Linked DNA regions of Homo sapiens: region 1 is linked to region 2. Evidence: chromatin loops called from intact Hi-C (ENCODE). Cell type or tissue: GM12878. All regions are shown on one strand. Each heading gives the region's core, and the rest is flanking DNA. Links, peaks and the distances in the headings are about the cores only.

Evidence for each region. Hi-C counts contacts between places; a loop is a spot of excess contacts. Peaks named below come from ENCODE experiments on the same cell type or tissue, not always from the same donor. Only the 100,000 strongest peaks of a DNase experiment are listed, where the experiment ranks them.
Region 1: a loop joins it to region 2, with 4 times the contacts of the local background. A loop is called at or near these places in 1 of 110 quality-filtered maps.

Annotation. Positions count from the first base shown.
Region 1 is chr4:75,066,140-75,074,846 of GRCh38, forward strand. It overlaps LOC107986289 (a long non-coding RNA gene), which reads right to left and starts at 8,104. Exons shown (of 3, transcript XR_001741728.2): 1 at 7,809-8,104. In GM12878, for the core only: no CTCF peak of the experiment used is centred there; a DNase peak (open chromatin) is centred at 3,432; H3K4me3 peaks cover 729 bases.
Region 2 is chr4:75,284,805-75,293,511 of GRCh38, forward strand. No RefSeq gene overlaps it. Among named protein-coding and RNA genes, the nearest start is that of LINC02483, 65 kb to the right of the region's middle. In GM12878, for the core only: a CTCF peak has its summit at 5,193 (motif pointing left); a DNase peak (open chromatin) is centred at 5,177.

The DNA.
Region 1 (8,707 bases), core at 328-8,327, 220 kb before region 2:
ATAGCTGACCCACATGGTGTTTTGACAGAAGCAACACTTTTAGAACATTTTTGTTTGTTAAGAATGTAACAGAATTTCTCCAAAGCCTATAATTAATCTTGTATTGCAAATATGTGAAATAAATATAGAGAAAATGGTCATTGCTGTTTCCTGTAAAATCATCACACTTTCTGATGACGTCTTGATAAACTGCTAGGACAACCAAAGGTCTCAGGAGTCCTTGCAGAGCTCCTGGGCCTCTGAAGCAGAAACGTCACAGTGAGTTTATAGCAGAAGAACCAGGAAGTTCTGAAAACACCATTTTGATGTGAAAGATTGATAAGAAGAGGCCCTGGTAATAGATGCTGGCAAAGCTGTGAAGAAAAGGGTATTCTTATGCACTGCTGGTGGGAATGTAAGTTGGTTCAGCCACTGTGGAAAGCATTTTGGAGATTTCTCAAAGAGCTTAAAAAAGAACTACCTTTTTATCTGACCCAGCAATCCCATTATTGGGCATATACCCAAAGGAATATAAATCATTCTACCAAAAAGATACAAGCACTCGAATGCTCATCGCAGCACTATTCACAACAGCAAGGACATTAAAACAACCTAGGTGACCATCAACTGAGGATTGGATAAAGAAAATGTGGTACATATACACCATGGAATACTACACAGCCATTAAAAGGATGAAATCATGTATATCAGCAACATGGATGTAGCTGGAGACTGTAATCCTAAGCAAATTAACACAGGAACAGAAAACCAAATACCGCATGTTCCTGCTTATAGGTGGGAGCAAAACATTGAATACACAGGGACATAAAGATGGGAACAATAGACATCAGGGACTACTGGAGGGGGAGGGATGGAGAGAAAGGAGTTGAAACTGCCTATTTGGTACTATGTTCACTATCTGGGTGACTGGATTCATATCCCAAACATCAGCATCACCCAATATACCAATGTAACAAACCTGCACATGTACCTCCTGTATCTAAAAGTTGAAAATATTTAAAAGAAAATATAGGCAGCAGCTGGTAACATTTATTGAGCACAAACCATATGCCAGGAACTGTTCTAAGCACTCCACATTAATTAATGTAGATAATATTCAGAATAAGCCTTTGAAGTGAAGACTATCATTATCCCCATTTAGTAGGTGAGGAGACAGAAGCAAAGAAGTAGAACTTCACACGGCGAGAGGCAGTGCTGAGATATACAGATGCTGTGACTGAGGGCCCAAAGCCTAACCCATTCTGCTCTATTGCTTTTTAAATGCATGTTCAAGGTAAGCACCAGCAGGTAGAAAAGAAGGGAAAGAAGGAAAGAAGAGAAGACTTCTGCAGTCCCCAGATCTTGCCTACACACCTTTTTCCTTCTGTACCCCTCAAATTTACATCCGCCAGAGCCTCAGAATGGAAATACAATCTACTTGGAAATAGGATCTTTGAAGATGTAATTAGTTAAGGTAAGGTCACACTGGATCAGTGTGAGCCCTTATAAGAAGGAAATTCGAACACAGATACACAGGGGAGAAGGCTGTGTGAGACGGGGCATCAAGAAGTCCAGGAAAGCCAAGGATTGCCAGCAAACTGCCAAGGCGGTAGGAAAGTGGCATGGAGCAGATTCTCCCTTGAGCTCACAGGAGCAACCAACTTTGCTGGCATCTTGGTTTGAGACTCTGGCCTCTGGATCTGTAAGAAAATTAATTTCTGTTGTTTTAAGTCACAAAAAAAAAAGAAAGAAAGAAAGAAAAAGAAGGGTACCTGACATCCAGTGCTTGGCACTCAAACAAACTATGTCTAAAACTAGAGTATCATATGCAAATTCATCTGAAGATCGCAGCAGCCTGTGTGCAAGTCCTAGGCAACATGAGCATAGTAACTGAGCTGTAAATGACAGCTGCCTAGGAGAGAGGACTACATATTTTTAAAAATAAAGCCTGTTGGCCAGGCACAATGGCTCATGCCTGTAATCCCAGCATTTTGGGAGGCTGAGGTGGGTGGAACATGAGGTCAGGAGATCGAGACCATCCTGGCCAATATGGTGAAACCCTGTCTCTACTAAAATTACAAAAATTAGCTGGGCGTGGTGGCACGCACCTGTAATCGCAGCTACTCGGGAGGCTGAGGCAGGAGAATTGCTTGAACCTGGGAGGTGAAGGTTGCAGTGAGCCAAGATCGAGCCAGTGCACTCCAGCCTGGCGACAGAGCGAGACTCCGTCTAATAAATAAATAAATAAAAATAAAGCTTGTTGTGCTTTGTGTACTTTTATGATCTCTGACCTCTGCTTTATTCCCAACTCCAAGGAGACTTACTCTGAATGTTCAGAAAAAAAAAATTCTGTGGAGCATAGCTTTATGACTGCCCCTGGGCTAAAGGAAGAAGGATGTGTTGTGGGGCCTTCAGTTATTCCATCTTGGAAAGTATAAGGGTCAGGACCGCCTCCACCCAACCCCTACCCCAACCCATTACCGGCTAGGAGGTTTAAGCCATCTTCTTGGGCATGGGCTGCAGAACCAGGGGGGTGAATTAAAGGCCACAAACAAAGCTGCTGCATCTGGTCACTCACAGACAGTACCCTGCACAGCTGCCAGATACTCTTCCCAGTGTCCACAGTGCAAACAGCACTCTCTGAGGTTGTGCAGTGTGGTGGCCCTGGCCCAAAAGTCCCCACCAGTCTACCCCAGTGCCCAATTTTCAATACTCTAGAGCCTTTTCAATAACAGTTGATGTTGAAACACTTAGCCAAGTATAAAGAACTCTGCAAATCTAAGATATTTGGGGGAGTATGGTACTATTTCCAGTAGTTAATGTATCAATGTGTTACCTAGGGGGACTAAATTATTAATATATTAATTCATTTTAATAAGTTGATCAAATGACATGATATACTTAAAAGCACTTAGCAAACTTTAAAGAAGCTCTACAAATGTAAGACACTCTAATGATGACAGTAATTGTCTGGGTAAAAATATAATTTAATAAACAAAGGAGCCCCAGAAGAATAAGATGAAAATAGGAAGTATAATCTAAATGTTTGTGTCTTTCCCAAATTCCTGTGTTGAAATTCTCACCTGCAAGGTGGTACTATTAGGAGGTGGGGTCTTTGGGAGGTTAGTAGGTTATGGGGGTGGAGCCCTCAGGAATGGGATTAGTGCTGTTTTAAAAAGAGACCTCAGAAAGATCCTTCATTTCTTCCACCATGTGAGGACACAAACAAGACTGACACCTATGAGGAGGTGAGCCCACACCAGACACCAAACTTGCCAGTGCCTTGACCTGAAACTTCTCAGCCTTCAGAACTATGAAAAATAAATTTCTGTTGATTATAAGCCATCTGGTCTATGGTATTTTGTGTAGTAGTCTGAACTGACTAAGACAGCAGGTAAGGTTCAATGGGAGAAAGAGTCCTGCTGAGCCATGGTGTAGCATGAAAGTGGGCGGAGCAACCACAGACAGCAAAAGGTCCCATGTGCCTGGGTGCAAAGGGGTGAGAGGGTCCCCAGGGGATCAATGGAGACGCTAAAAATAGACCTCACCACCTTAGCGATTTACCTGTTTGCTATCACAGACATTCCATTTTGGTTGCTATCTTCTCCTCTATCTATTCTTGTTAGGTTTCAGTTTGTTAAAATAAGAACTAAGCTTCTCAGTTCACTCAACCAGAACTGTTAAAAGATTAATTCAGCCCTCAGATCTCGAGTTTCCTCTATTGGGAATAAACATACACTGCCCACTTTCTCTGCTTAATGAACTCTTAGAAGGCTGACCACTGAGGGCATCCCCTCTAGTTTTCTTCTCATGATTTTTGTTCTCACCTCCCCAAGAACTGGCCACATTCTCCTCCAGAGACCAAAGTCATCTTACTATTGTACTCTCCCCTTTTCCGAAACCCGCTAGATTTTAAATTCTTTGAGAGCAATGTCAGCGTCTCCTTCCTCTTTCCTTCCCACATACTTAACAAGGCAGAAGATTAATGCTTTTAACCTACACTAAAATATTGAAGTAATCAGTGTCACAGTTGTGCTATTAGCCTCAAGTAAGGAAGCAAATTTTATTAAGAAAAATGTAAGGAACAAACCGTAAAAAACCAAGAACCATAACACTTAATTTCTCCTCAACAAGTAGAAGATGGTACTCGTTACTTCAGTTTTTTACCCATGGATGCTCTGGGTCCACCAGAGATACAGAGACACAGGTTCAAAGGAGTCCAGACCTCTCATGCCAGAGTCCCAAGGGGCTCCCAGAAAAGATGGCAAGAGAGACAATGTTTCTATTATCAGAAAACTTTAAATCTAATGGGAGAAGACAAATAATAAACCAATGAATAAACCATAAAGGACCTGACAAGTAATACTGTATATTTGAAATTTAAACCCAAATTATAATCAATAAAACTCCCTTTCTTATTTGTAAGGAAACTAATATATAATTACATTAAAATCCTTCCCTTATGTGAGATTGCATTTTAAGTGTGAAGTAGGGATCCTGAGCCTCTTTAGACCAATACTTCATATAACTCCATAAACTTAAGTCATAGTTAAAGGGTAATCTTCAGAATTCCTTAGTGGGGATGGGGAGTAGTTTAAATCAAAGCCGAAAGAAGTTAACTCTAAACTGGAAAATATTGGTATGGTGGTCTGTTCTGTGTCAACTTGGAAAAGCTGAAACTACGTTTCCTAGAATGCTTATACCTATGCTGTATATTATACAGAGTTATATTGGTCAACAGTGTAATTTGCATAGATTTGGATGATGGAAATGAAACAGTAGCCATTATTCTCTGAACATCATCCTTGGATGCGGTGTCAGACAGATGCATGTGCCAGAGGGGTCCACATTATTGTCACCCTCCTCCACTCAAGGTCGAGCTTTTCTTCCTGACCATTCCCTCTGGTGTTTAAGAGATCCCAGGTCCATTAACAAACATGGCTGTGGATCCAAACAGGCAATAGTTGCCCCCACAGACTTCTCCATCAGCTCTCCCTTGGTCTCACTTTGGTGGCTGGATGTGCCTGGCTTTCAGATTTATGTCTTCTTTGATCCCCCAGTCACCCTTCATTTCACTTCCCCCACCCTCCCACAATTGTATAGGATCTCATTCCTATAATAAATCTCATATCCATAGCTCAGAAAGATCAGCTTCCTGGCTAAACTCTTGATGTGGCAATTGGCTAAAAAGGATTATTTCATTCCATTAACATTTGTTGAACATTGATCTGGGCCGAATGTCTTCCACATACACTAATCTCATTTTATTCTTATGATCTCTATGTGAGGTTGACGTCATAACCTCCTCTTACAGATAGGAAAACAAAAGCTGAAAGAGATTAACTGGCTTGTCTAAGAGAACACAGCTAGAAGAGGATAAGTGCAGCAAAGCATTCTCCTTGGCCTGCTAGCCCCTGCCCACCTACTTTACATTATATATACACACCCAACAAAGAAAACACTGCGTTGGCACACTCGCAAGACCAAGGGAGAAATAAATGAATGACATCATGGCTAAGGAAATTCAAGTAATCAGGTTATTAGTAAAGCAGGTCTAGGGCTAAATCAGAAGAGTGAGGGAGAAGAAGAATTAAGCATGCTAAGCACAATCCACAAATTCTCACAGCCTCCAGATAGGCACTACTGCTATCCTTCTTTTACAGACAAAAACACAAAGTATGAAGCCTCCAAGTGACCCAATCAAGATAAAGCAAATCTTCAAACATCCTAATTCTTCAACAGCAGAATATATGGCCACAATTGTTTAAAAACCACATGAGTTTCCCACACAAATAAAAAAAGGGGTGGAGGGGAATCACAAGAGAGACAGAGAAAAAAAGAAAGAAGAGTGTTAGAAGAAAATGAGAAACAAAGGGAGAATTGAGAAGCAAAGAAGTGAGGATGTCAGATGATCCCCGTTTATTCCAAAAACATTTCTTGGTCACCTGCTCCAGGTCTGGAACCATGCAGAATCTGGGTATGTGATGTGAATAAATCTCCGCTCCATGGGGCTTGCATTTCAGCAAGTAAGTCAGACAATAACTTCCAAGTTTAACAACTGCTACGTTGTCTGCAAGTAACTTTAAATACTTCATAGACTGTGTTTATCAATAAGTGGGCATTTTAATTTATATCTTAGAGGTGGTTGATTAATATCTGAACTAGCCTAATCGAAAATCTCCAGGATGATTAGTTAGCATTTGAAACACTAATCAAAATCCACACTCAGGAGGCAGCTATCAGAAAGCTAGTTACCTTAATATCTGATCAACAGCAGGTTTGTTACTTAGTACAATGGATATTATAGATGATTTTTCTTTGGTCAAATGAAAGATCTGCCAGTTGTATGGAATGACCAGAAATATTCTATAGGCACTCCCAACCTTGCAATAAACACATATAAAAATCTAGCAAAACTGATAGCCTTATATCTTTTGAAATAATGCCCTAGACCTTGGTATTTCTTTGGATCCTACCATTTAGTCAGTATTTGACCCTGATTAGAAGTTTAGCTGATTCTTATTACTGATTATTTTCACATCTGCCTCAAATGAACTCTTTAATTAGGGGTTAGTTTGGGTGCTTAAAAAGACTAAAAAGACAGCTCCCAGCACTTTGGGAGGCTGAGGCGGGTGGATCATGAGGTCAGGAGATGGAGACCATCCTGGCTAACGCGGTGAAACCCCGTCTCTACTAAAAATACAAAAAATTAGCTAGGTATGGTGGCAGGTGCCTGTAGTCCCAGCTACTTGGGAGGCTGAGGTAGGAGAATGGCGTGAACCCTGAAGGGAGACCTTGCAGTGAGCCGAGATCATGCCACTGCACTCCAGCCTGGGCGACAGAGCGAGACATCTCAAAAAAATAAAAAAGAAAGAAAAAAGAAAAAAGAAAGCGAGGATTTCACTGTGCCAACAGAACAAGCTGTGTGACAGTTTTTATGCCTGCTTGGTATTTGTTGTGAAGAATCTGTTTTGAAACTTTCCTTCAGTGTAATATCCCCGCTGGTTATGCGTTCTGGAGAAAACATGATAATTGCAAACAACCAAGGTGGCTTAGGTCATTTTACAACAGCAATGAATTTAAATACAGATGTCCTGAGTCCTGAGAGAAAAACACAGGGTAACGTGGAAGCATAGGACATCTATTCCTGACCTGATCTAATAAAACAGAATTAGGGGTCACACGGTGGGGTGAAGATAGGGTGACAATGAGAGGTGACCTGAGTTAAGGTATAAAGGAGCCAACTCACACATGAAGTGCCTAGGTGAAGATTTTAACTAGATTGAATTAAAATAGACAAAATGAATAAATGAGTGAGACTTTCCAAAGGAGAGACAAAGGGAAACAATACTAGGTTCAACACACAAATTATTCCCATTTGGCAACAACCACAGACAAAACTAAAAAGATGTTTCTAGGAGAAGCTTCACCTTGGCCAACTTAGATAAGCCTTCAACCTTAGCAAGAAAATCCTGGCCCTATCTCAGTTCTCAGGGCATTTTATCTTCTTGGACATTTATCCTGTAGGCACTGATATACTTAATCTGAAATAGGAATTGGTGGGAATCTTTTTGGCAGCACTGTATTTGGCAATGGTATTTTTGTTCCAGTGCCCAATTAGCCCACAACTCCTCAGTGAACAACACACCTCATTCATTTGCATAATTGTTTCTTTTGCTGCTTCCTTTATAAAAAATAATGAGGCATTATGCACATAATTAAAGCAAGCTTAACAAATGAGGGCCAAGCTGACACGAATCACATGAGAAGGTCAAGAGAAATTAGTATTAAGGCCTGTCTGCTAAGCATAAGGCCAATCTAATACTTACTGTCTCCAGGGAGCAGAAGGACTCCTGTGGGGCCTCTGCCTTTGGATCTTCACTGAAGTCAGACCTCCTGGAGGAAACAAGATTTGATTTCATCCAGCCCTCTCCTACTTCTCTCCTTTTCCTCCTGTCCTTCTCAGTGAGAAGATTCTGGCATGATTGTTATTAGAGTACTATGAAATAAATCCTAAATAATTCCTCCTTCTTCTGATTCAACAGATATTTTTCCCAATGAACCTTACTAGAAAACTAATAGAAATAAGCCAAGTTCTTTTTATCATTATTCTTATTATTCTTATTATTATTATTATTAAACCTTAAGTTCTAGGGTACACATGCACAACGTGCAGGTTTGATACATAGGTACACATTTGCCATGTTGGTTTGCTGCACCCATCAACTCATCATTTACATTAAGTATTTCTCCAATGCTATCCCTCCCCCAACCCCCAACCCCAGAGTGTGATGTTCCCCGCCCTGTGTCTAAGTGATCTCATTGTTCAATTCCCACCAATGAGGGAGAACATGTGGTATTTGGTTTTCTGTCCTTGTGATGGTTTGCTGAGAATGATGGTTTCCAACTTCATCGATGTCCCTACAAAGGACATGAACTCATCCTTTTTTACGGCTGCATAGTATTCCATGGTGTATATGTGCCACATTTTCTTAATCCAGTCTATCATTGATGGACATTTGGGTTGGTTCCAAGTCTTTGCTATTGTGAATAGTGCTGCAATAAACATATGTCTGCATGTGCCTTTATAGCAGCATGATTTATAATCCTTTGGGTATATACCCAGTAATGGGATTGCTGGGTCAAATTGTAATTCTAGTTCTAGATCCCTGAGGAATTGCCACACTGTCTTCCACAATGGTTGAACTAATTTATACTCCCACCAACA
Region 2 (8,707 bases), core at 251-8,250:
TGAAAGGAAAGGTGGAAACAGATGATATTATAATTTGAATCAATTTATTGAATTTAAAATTACTACTTTTCTACAGAATCTGTCTATGATGGTCACAGTAACCAGAGATCTGCAATGTAGTTTGCCTTGCCTGTGAATCCTGGTGTGTGTACATGTTTATGCATAGATGTATATAGGAACAAAATGTTTAGCCAGCAGCTGATGGAAAAACATTTGTCCAGTGTTTTGAAATATACAATTCTATCTTGGATGACAACAGCTTGATGTAAATTTGACACTCTTGTCTACAAATGTTGGTGTGGCAGGCTTAGTGACAAGAATATGGCTGAAAATTCTATTCTGGCTCAGTGTAAGCATTTAAGCATATGTCCATTTATCTCCTCCTGTACCAGTAACATATCCTATTCAACAGATGGGGCAGGTTACTGAGAACAAAGAATGATCGTGGCTTACGTTGTCTGCCCCACAAACACCTCTTTGAAAAGAATTTAGCCTTCACTTTTCAGAGCACTTTGATGTTTTGCATTTGGTTTAAGGCTAGTTTGGTATTGAAAAAGACTGTACATTCTTAATTCCTCAACACAGGAGTATATAAGAAAGGGAATTTTAACCCTTAATATTCTTGCCTGAAATCATCAGGCTAGGTAATATTAAACTTGAGTTAGCACACTTACAAATTTCAGCCTGAGAATTTATATGGTGACCTAAAAGTTTCTCAAATCAAAGTTGAGTGGAGAAGCTTTTCAATGACTAAATCTGACAAGTAAATGAGTATACACACATACACACAGTCACTCAACATCTACCATAGACTCATCAGTTTTCTCCAGTATAGGTTCACTATTGAGAGAAAGAAAAAGGAAGGAAGAAAGGAATTTGCACATGAAAATTTAAGCCTCTAAAGTATGTAAAATTCCTGAAAAATGAACAAAACAGATTTTAGGATTTTATAAATTTATAAATCGATTGATAGATTTTATAAATCAATATCACTTCATATTTCTCCATTGATTTATATCATTTTTTCAGAAATATTTTATCTGGTTTCTGATAAGCTCTTATTGCATTAACTTTTACTTTAATTATTTGTGGCTATTTCACACAAACTGTATTTCAAAGCCGTTGCAGCACAATGGTTAAAACAGATCTGTGTTAGAATCCTGTCTCTCTTGTAAACTCTATTTGCTTTACAAAAGTAAACTAACCAGTCATCAGTAAAGGAGGCATTGTAATATCCACCCCACCAGACACTCTAAGGATAGAGTAAGCTCTACACGCAAGGTGCTTAGTACAGTGCCTTGTCAACAGTAACATTAAAAAAAATGTCAATACCTGCTAAACTTCAGATTTCAAACCTGGCTACTTATTAGAACTTGGGTAGCTTTTTAAATACTGATACTGATGTCCCCATCCCATTCCAATGAAATCAGAATCTCTTTTTAATGTTCTCTTATTATTTATTATAATAATATTTTAATGTGCAATCTGAGTTAAAACCCACTTAGGCATTTTGTGGGCAAGGATTATATCTATCTTTTTCACCGTTTCATACCTATGACCTAGCACAGTACTTGGTACAGAAAAGGTACTCAATATATATCTTGAATGAATTAATTTAAAAGGTCTGTCTGTTCAACATATTTCAAGATAAATTAACAACAAATATCAGTACATGAAATGTTTATAAAACCAAGAAAAAAGAAAAGAAAAGTAATTCGGTATCCAAATGGAAACCTGAGCACACCATAGCTTCCATATTTAACTCCCAGGCAATAGAAGCATATGCCTTTCTGAAGGGGTGGACTGCCCCTCCACACCTGTGGGTATATGTCATCAGGTGGGATGAGAGACTAAGAAAAGAAATAAGACACAGAGACAAAGTATAGAGAAACAACAGTGGGCCCAGGAGACCGGAACTCAGCATACCAAGGACCTGCACCAGCACTGGTCTCAGAGTTCCCTCAGTTTTTATTGATTACTATTTTCACTATCTCAGCAAGAGGAATGCGGTAGGAGAGCAGGGTGATAATAGGAAGAAGATCAGCAAGAAAACATGTGAGCAAAGGAATCTGTGTCACAAATAAGTTCAAGGAGAGGTATTATGCCTGGATGTGCACGTAGGCCAGATTTATGTTTCTCTCTGCCCAAATATCTCTGTGGAGTAAAGAATAACAAAGCAGCATTGCTGCCAACATGTCTCGCCTCCCACCACAGGGCAGCTTTTCTCCTATCTCAGAATTGAACAAATGTACAATCGGGTTTTATACTGAGACATTCAGTTCCCAGGGGCAGGCAGGAGACAGTGGCCTTCCTCTACCTCAACAGCAAGAGGCCTTCCTCTTTTACTAAACCCCCTCAGCACAGACCATTCATGGGTGTCGGGCTGGGGGACGGTCAGGTCTTTCCCATCCCACAAGGCCATATTTCAGACTATCACATGGGGAGAAACCTTGGACAATACCCGGCTTTCCAGGGCAGAGGTCCCTGCGGCTTTCTGCAGTGCATTGTGGCCCTGGTTTATCGAGACAGGAGAATGGCGATGACTTTTACCAAGCATACTGCCTGTAAACATTTTGTTAACAAGGCACATCTTGCACAGCCCTAGATCCCTTAAGCCTTGATTCCATACAACACATGTTTCTGTGAGCTCAAGGTTGGGGCAAAGTTACAGATTAACAGCATCTCAGGGCAAGGCAATTGTTCAGGGTATAGGTCAAAATGGAGTTTCTTATGTCTTCCCTTTCTACATAGACACAGTAACAGTCTGATCTCTCTTTTCCTTACACATTTCCAGTCATCGTTGTATTATTCAGGTAAAATAAGAAGTAGATAATTTTGTTTAATCAGTAGAGCAACTAATAAGAGCTTTTACAACAACTTATAAAAATCTTACACTAGAAGAATAGTCCTCCACCTTTTTACTTTCACAGCATACTTATGAATACAGGAATGTTTGTCCACATACAAGAAGGGACTAAAAACCTCAAAGCAACACCAAATAAGCCAGAAGCAACTACAACATGATCATTACTATGAGTGGAAAAATGTCTCACAAGATTTATAAAACTCACTCAGTTATCCAATCATTTCCTCAATCTTGTTGTAGAGAATACGTTTTAGAAGAATTTTGTTCTTACTTTACTTCCTTATAAACTCATGTGACAAAGTTCTCACACGTTCCAGTAAGCGTTCAAAAGATTTTCAATGCCATTTTAGCTTACAGTAATAGCAAATTATACTCACTTATACTCTATATGCACCCCACAACCCTCTGAGCTCAAAGTTATATCTGACTGAAATTTTCAAGGTGGTAAGTATACTCGGTTGTGGTAAAAGGTAACATTATTCACTGATAACATTATCCAGCTCTTTCTATAATAGTGCTATATAACAATACTTCCCCAAACTCAGCAATTTACAATTACAAGCATTTATACACATGCTTCTGGGATGGCAGGGAAGCTGCAGTTTGACTAATGTAGCCCGAGCGAGCTTGGCTGAGCAGCTCTTCCTCCTGCTTCAGGTCAGCCGGGCACTGCTCCAGACTGTGGGTTGTAGGTCTGCTCCGATGTCATATTTTAGGTCCCAGAAAAAGGGAACATATTCTTCATGTGGCAGATCACCAGAATGCAAGAGAAGCAAATCTAATCACAAAGCACATTTCAAGCATCTGCTCATCTCAAAGCTGACTTCATCCACTGGCCAAAGCAAGGCATATGGCCCATCCCCAAAATCAAGGTGATGGGGGGAGAAAGATGTATGTTATCCATTATGAAGCTATGGCAAGTAAATGGATGTGTAATTCTGTTCAAGGGAAGCTAAGCGCTCAGTTTCATACTGAGCAAAATATAGTGGCGTACAATTTGAGAACTCCTGCCAGAAAACTCCTGCCAGAGGAAAGAGAATAAGGCAAGCAGCATTGATTATCATGCTTTGACTGAATAGGTGGATACCTTTCCAACTGGTTTGCTCAAAATATCAAAATGGCTCTCTACCTACCAGAATTTAAATTTTTATGATTAGAATCTCATGTTAGTTAAACAACCAAAATTAGAGCTCCAAGAGACTCCAATAAAATTTAGAATATTTCCTTAGAGACAGAGTAATAGAATCAGGTATCCTGAACCAGGCACAACAAGGTTTGAACCCCAGCTCCTACACTGACTAGCTGCGTGATCTTAAGTTACTTAAGTCTCTAAATGCTTGGAGTTTTTTGTTTCCTAGGTTGTTTTTGGCCGTTTTATTTTATTTCATCTATGTCTATACATTGGAAATAGTACTGACCTCATGGAATGGTAGTGAGGATTAACTGAGCAAATAAGAAAAGCATCTGACCAACTATTGGTGCAATTTCTTCATTCCCTTTCAGCCCTGAGAGCAGGGCCCACTTATGAGACTGGCTGTTTAGTTTCCTAAGAGAAGAGCAGAGGGAAAAGAGATGGTGATGATACAGCCTAAATTTCTTGGCACAGTCTTCATCTCTCTAAATATGTTTGTACCTTTGACACAATGTGTCTTTATTTCTTATTTAGAAAACACTATCACTCTTAGATGGATGACCTGGCAGTTACATGTGAGAAAGAAGATGCTCATCACTCTCTGCCCTCACCCTTCTTCATTAATCACCTCTCATCTAATTCTAACACACACTTTACTTCAATGCCATTTACTCTGTAAAGTATACATTGGAATCGCATGTATTCCCTGACCCTACGCTGCTCTCAACTAGGCTGGGTGCTCCTCCCATGTGCTCTATAGATCATAGTAATTCTCCATCTTAATATTTCTCATGCCACATTGCAATTGTGCATTATGTGGATCCCCACTCTGCTCTAAGCTCTTGTCGGTCTTGTTCATTCATTTTTTGTAGGATATGACAGTGATGGGCATCTATTATTTCGGCCTGGCCAGCATCCAGCCCTTCTTCTTGTGGTATCTCCTTAGTGGCATTATTTTTTATCCCTAGATTTAGCTTTAACTAAAAGTCTACCCATGAACCCTTCCCTAAATAATTTTTTTTAAAAGATCTCCTTTTGCTTACAACAGTTTGCATTACATTTGGAACTTCCAACTGAAATGACTGACATATAGAGGTGCTGGTTCATGGCCAAAGGGGTATTGCCAGTTACCAACCAAAAATATCCAATTTAATGAGTCAATGTACGGTAAACTGTTTCTCTTCTGCCCCCAAGTGGAAGCCAAGATTGAGTGCATTAGACTGAGGGTTCAGGGCATAGGCAGGGCATTGGGCCTCTTGCTCTGAGAAGCCTGGAGCCACAGACCCAGGGTACAGGGACTTGAAGGACACCAATAAACAGGAAGTGGGGAATGCAGATACCTCTGCAAACAAGCTCCCCTGGCCTCATCGCTTGGCATGGGACTCATCATGCTCCTCCCACAGGACAAATCTCAGTCTCCTGACAACGATGGGAAAGAGGATCAAATAGCTCAACTTCAGGAAGAAGTTGTTATGTTATTTTAAGAGTGAATGGAAGTCATTAGTACCATGACATTCCCGGTGTGGGCCTAGTCACGGAGCTGCCTGTTTGCCTTTGAAGCCGGCATGATGCAGCTGCTCCTGCATGTTTGCTCTGAAAATAAGATCAGACACCTAATCCTCTCCCACAAGCCATTACATGTTAGAAATGCCTGATTCTCCCCAGGCCACCTACAATCTCATGACCTGTCGTTTTTTTGCATTTACATCAGAGGGGATTTTCTTCCCTCTGCCTTACATCTCCATAGTTTCATAAAACTCTACATAATTGTACATAATTGAGGGTTTCAAACAGCAGTGATGGATTACATGACCTATTAAGTAATTTGATAGCCTACACCTCATTTTGCATTCAAAGACATGGGGTGAGCACAGAGAAAACGGACCTTCCTGGATCCCCTGATGGCTATGTGGTTGCCAACAGCTTTCCAGTGAAACACCTGTGAGAAACTGACCTATGCACATTGATTAGTAAGATTAGACTCAGAATTTGTGACAGAAAGAAGTATTTGAACACTTGTGCTTTGCACATATATGAATACATTTCTTTGCAATTGATTTTTGTATATAGGCAGAGGGTTGAGCAAAGCAGGGATAGAATTAAGTCCCTGAAAGCAAGAGCTGCTGATTTCTGATTAGGACCATATCCAGGAGTGCCATGGGTTTCAAATTGTATTCTTTAACCTCTTTGCCCTCACATATGGGTCTGGAAGGAGTTTGCTGAGGGTTCCATGATGATTAACTGGTTACTTCTAACCACCATCAATATTTTACTTGAGGGTAATAATAATTCCTTCTTCCTTTTTTCACATTTTTTAGTAAATCAAGATTTTCAAGGGACTATATTGGATAAAGGTTTTAGCAAATTGTTATTTTTTATTTTTTATCATGAATTGAGTTGTGTAAACTTGGATAGTATTTCAAAGGGTTCTGTGGTTTTAGAAAGTTTGATGGTAGCTAACTCGAGGTATTTCTCAGTCCTATAACTTCCAGCTTCAAGGTGATCCCTATGAGCAAGACTAAATACTGCCTAAATGATGCGGCCTCTATATTCACATCATCATTGGTTTTCTTTCCATTTTTTTACTCCCTCAAATTCCTACTAAAAACAAAAAAAGACACTAAATGAAACTAAAGCTATGTCCAAAATATAAATAAACAAGTATATATTGCTCTTTTAGAAGGCAAGTCTCATAATGGCCAGTGACAGAAACCAAAGTCAAAATAGCTTAAACAAAAGCAGAATACATTGTCAAACTCAGGTGTCCAAAGGACAGGCAGCCAAGAAGTCAGGCAGAGCACAGAGCCCAGTGCTGGGAGGATTTTAGGACTATTGCCTTTCACTCTCTCTCTCTCTCTCTCTAATTTTTTTTATTATACTTTAAGTTCTAGGGTACATGTGCACAACGTGCAGGTTTGTTACATAGGTATACATGTGCCATGTTGGCTTGCTGCACCCATTACTCGTCATTTACGTTAGGTATTTCTCCTAATGCTATCCCTCCCCCTGCACCCCAGCCCATGACAGGCCCCATGGTGTGATGTTCCCCACCCTGTGTCCAAGTGTTCTCATTGTTCAATTCCCACCTATGAGTGAGAATATGTGATGTTTGGTTTTCTGTCCTTGTGATACTTTGCTCAGAATGATGGTTTCTAGCTGCATGCATGTCCCTACAAAGGACATGAACTCATCCTTTTTTATACCTGCATAGTATTCCATGGTGTATATGTGCCATATTTTCTTAATCCAGTCTATCATTGATGGACATTTGGGTTGGTTCCAAGTCTTTGCTATTGTGAATAGTGCCACAATAAACATATATGTACATGTGTCTTTATATTAGCATGCTTTATAATCCTTTGGGTATATACCTGGTAATGGGATGGCTGGGTCAAATGGTATTTCTAGTTCTAGATCCTTGAGGAATTGCCACACTGACTTCCACATTTGTTGAACTAGTTTACAGTCCCACCAACAGTGTAAAAGTGTTCCTATTTCTCAACATCCTCTCCAGGCCGTTGTTTCCTGATTTTTAATGATCGCCATTCTAACTGGTATGAGATGGTATCTCATTGTGCTTTTCATTTGTATTTCTCTGAGGGCCAGTGATGATGAGCATTTTTTCATGTATCTGCTGGCTGCATAAATGTCTTCTTTTGAGAAGTGTCTGTTCATATCCTTCACCCACTTTTTGATGAGGTTGTTTTTTTCTAGTAAATTTGTTTAAGTTCTTTGTAGATTCTGGATATTAGCCCTTTGTCAGATGGGTTGATTGCAAAAATTTTCTCCCATTCTATAGGTTGCCTGTTCACTCTGACGGTAGTTTCTTTTGCTGTGCAGAGGCTCTTTAGTTTAATTAGATCCCATTTGTCAATTTTGGCTTTTGTTGCCATTGCTTTTGGTGTTTTAGTCTTGAAGTCTTTGCCCATGCCTACGTCCTGAATGGTATTGCCTAGGTTTTCTTCTAGGGTTCTTATGGTATTAGGTCTAACATTTAAGTCTTTAATCCATCTTGAATTAATTTTTGTATAAGGTGAAAGGAACAGATCCAGTTTCAGCTTTCTGCATATGGCTAGCAAGTTTTCCCACCACCATTTATTAAATAGGAAATCTTTTCCCCATTTCTTGTTTTTGTCAGATTTGTCAAAGATCAGATGGTTGTACATGTGTGGTGTTATTTCTGAGACCTATGTTCTGTTCCATTGGTCCATCTCTGTGTTTTAGTACAAGTACCATGCTGTTTTGGTTACTGTAGCCTTGTAGTATAGTCTGAAGTCAGGTAGTGTGATGCCTCCAGCTTTGTTCTTTTTGCTTAGGATTGTCTTGGCAATGCAGGCTCTTTTTTTGGTTCCATATGAACTTTAAAGTAGTTTTTTCCAATTATGTGAAGAAAGTCTTTGGTAGCTTGATGGGGATGGCATTCAATCTATAAATTACCTTGGGTAGTATGGCCATTTTCACAATATTGATTCTTCCTATCCATAAGCATGGAATGTTCTTCCATTTGTTTGTGTCCCTTTTTACTTCATTGAGCAGTGGTTTGTAATTCTCCTTGAAGAGGCCCTTCACATCTCTTGTAAGTTGTATTCCTAGGTATTTTATTTTGTTTGTAGCAATTGTGAATGGGAGTTCACTCATGATTTGGCTCTCTGTCTCTTATTGGTGTACAGGAATGCTTGTGATTTTTGCACATTGATTTTGTATCCTGA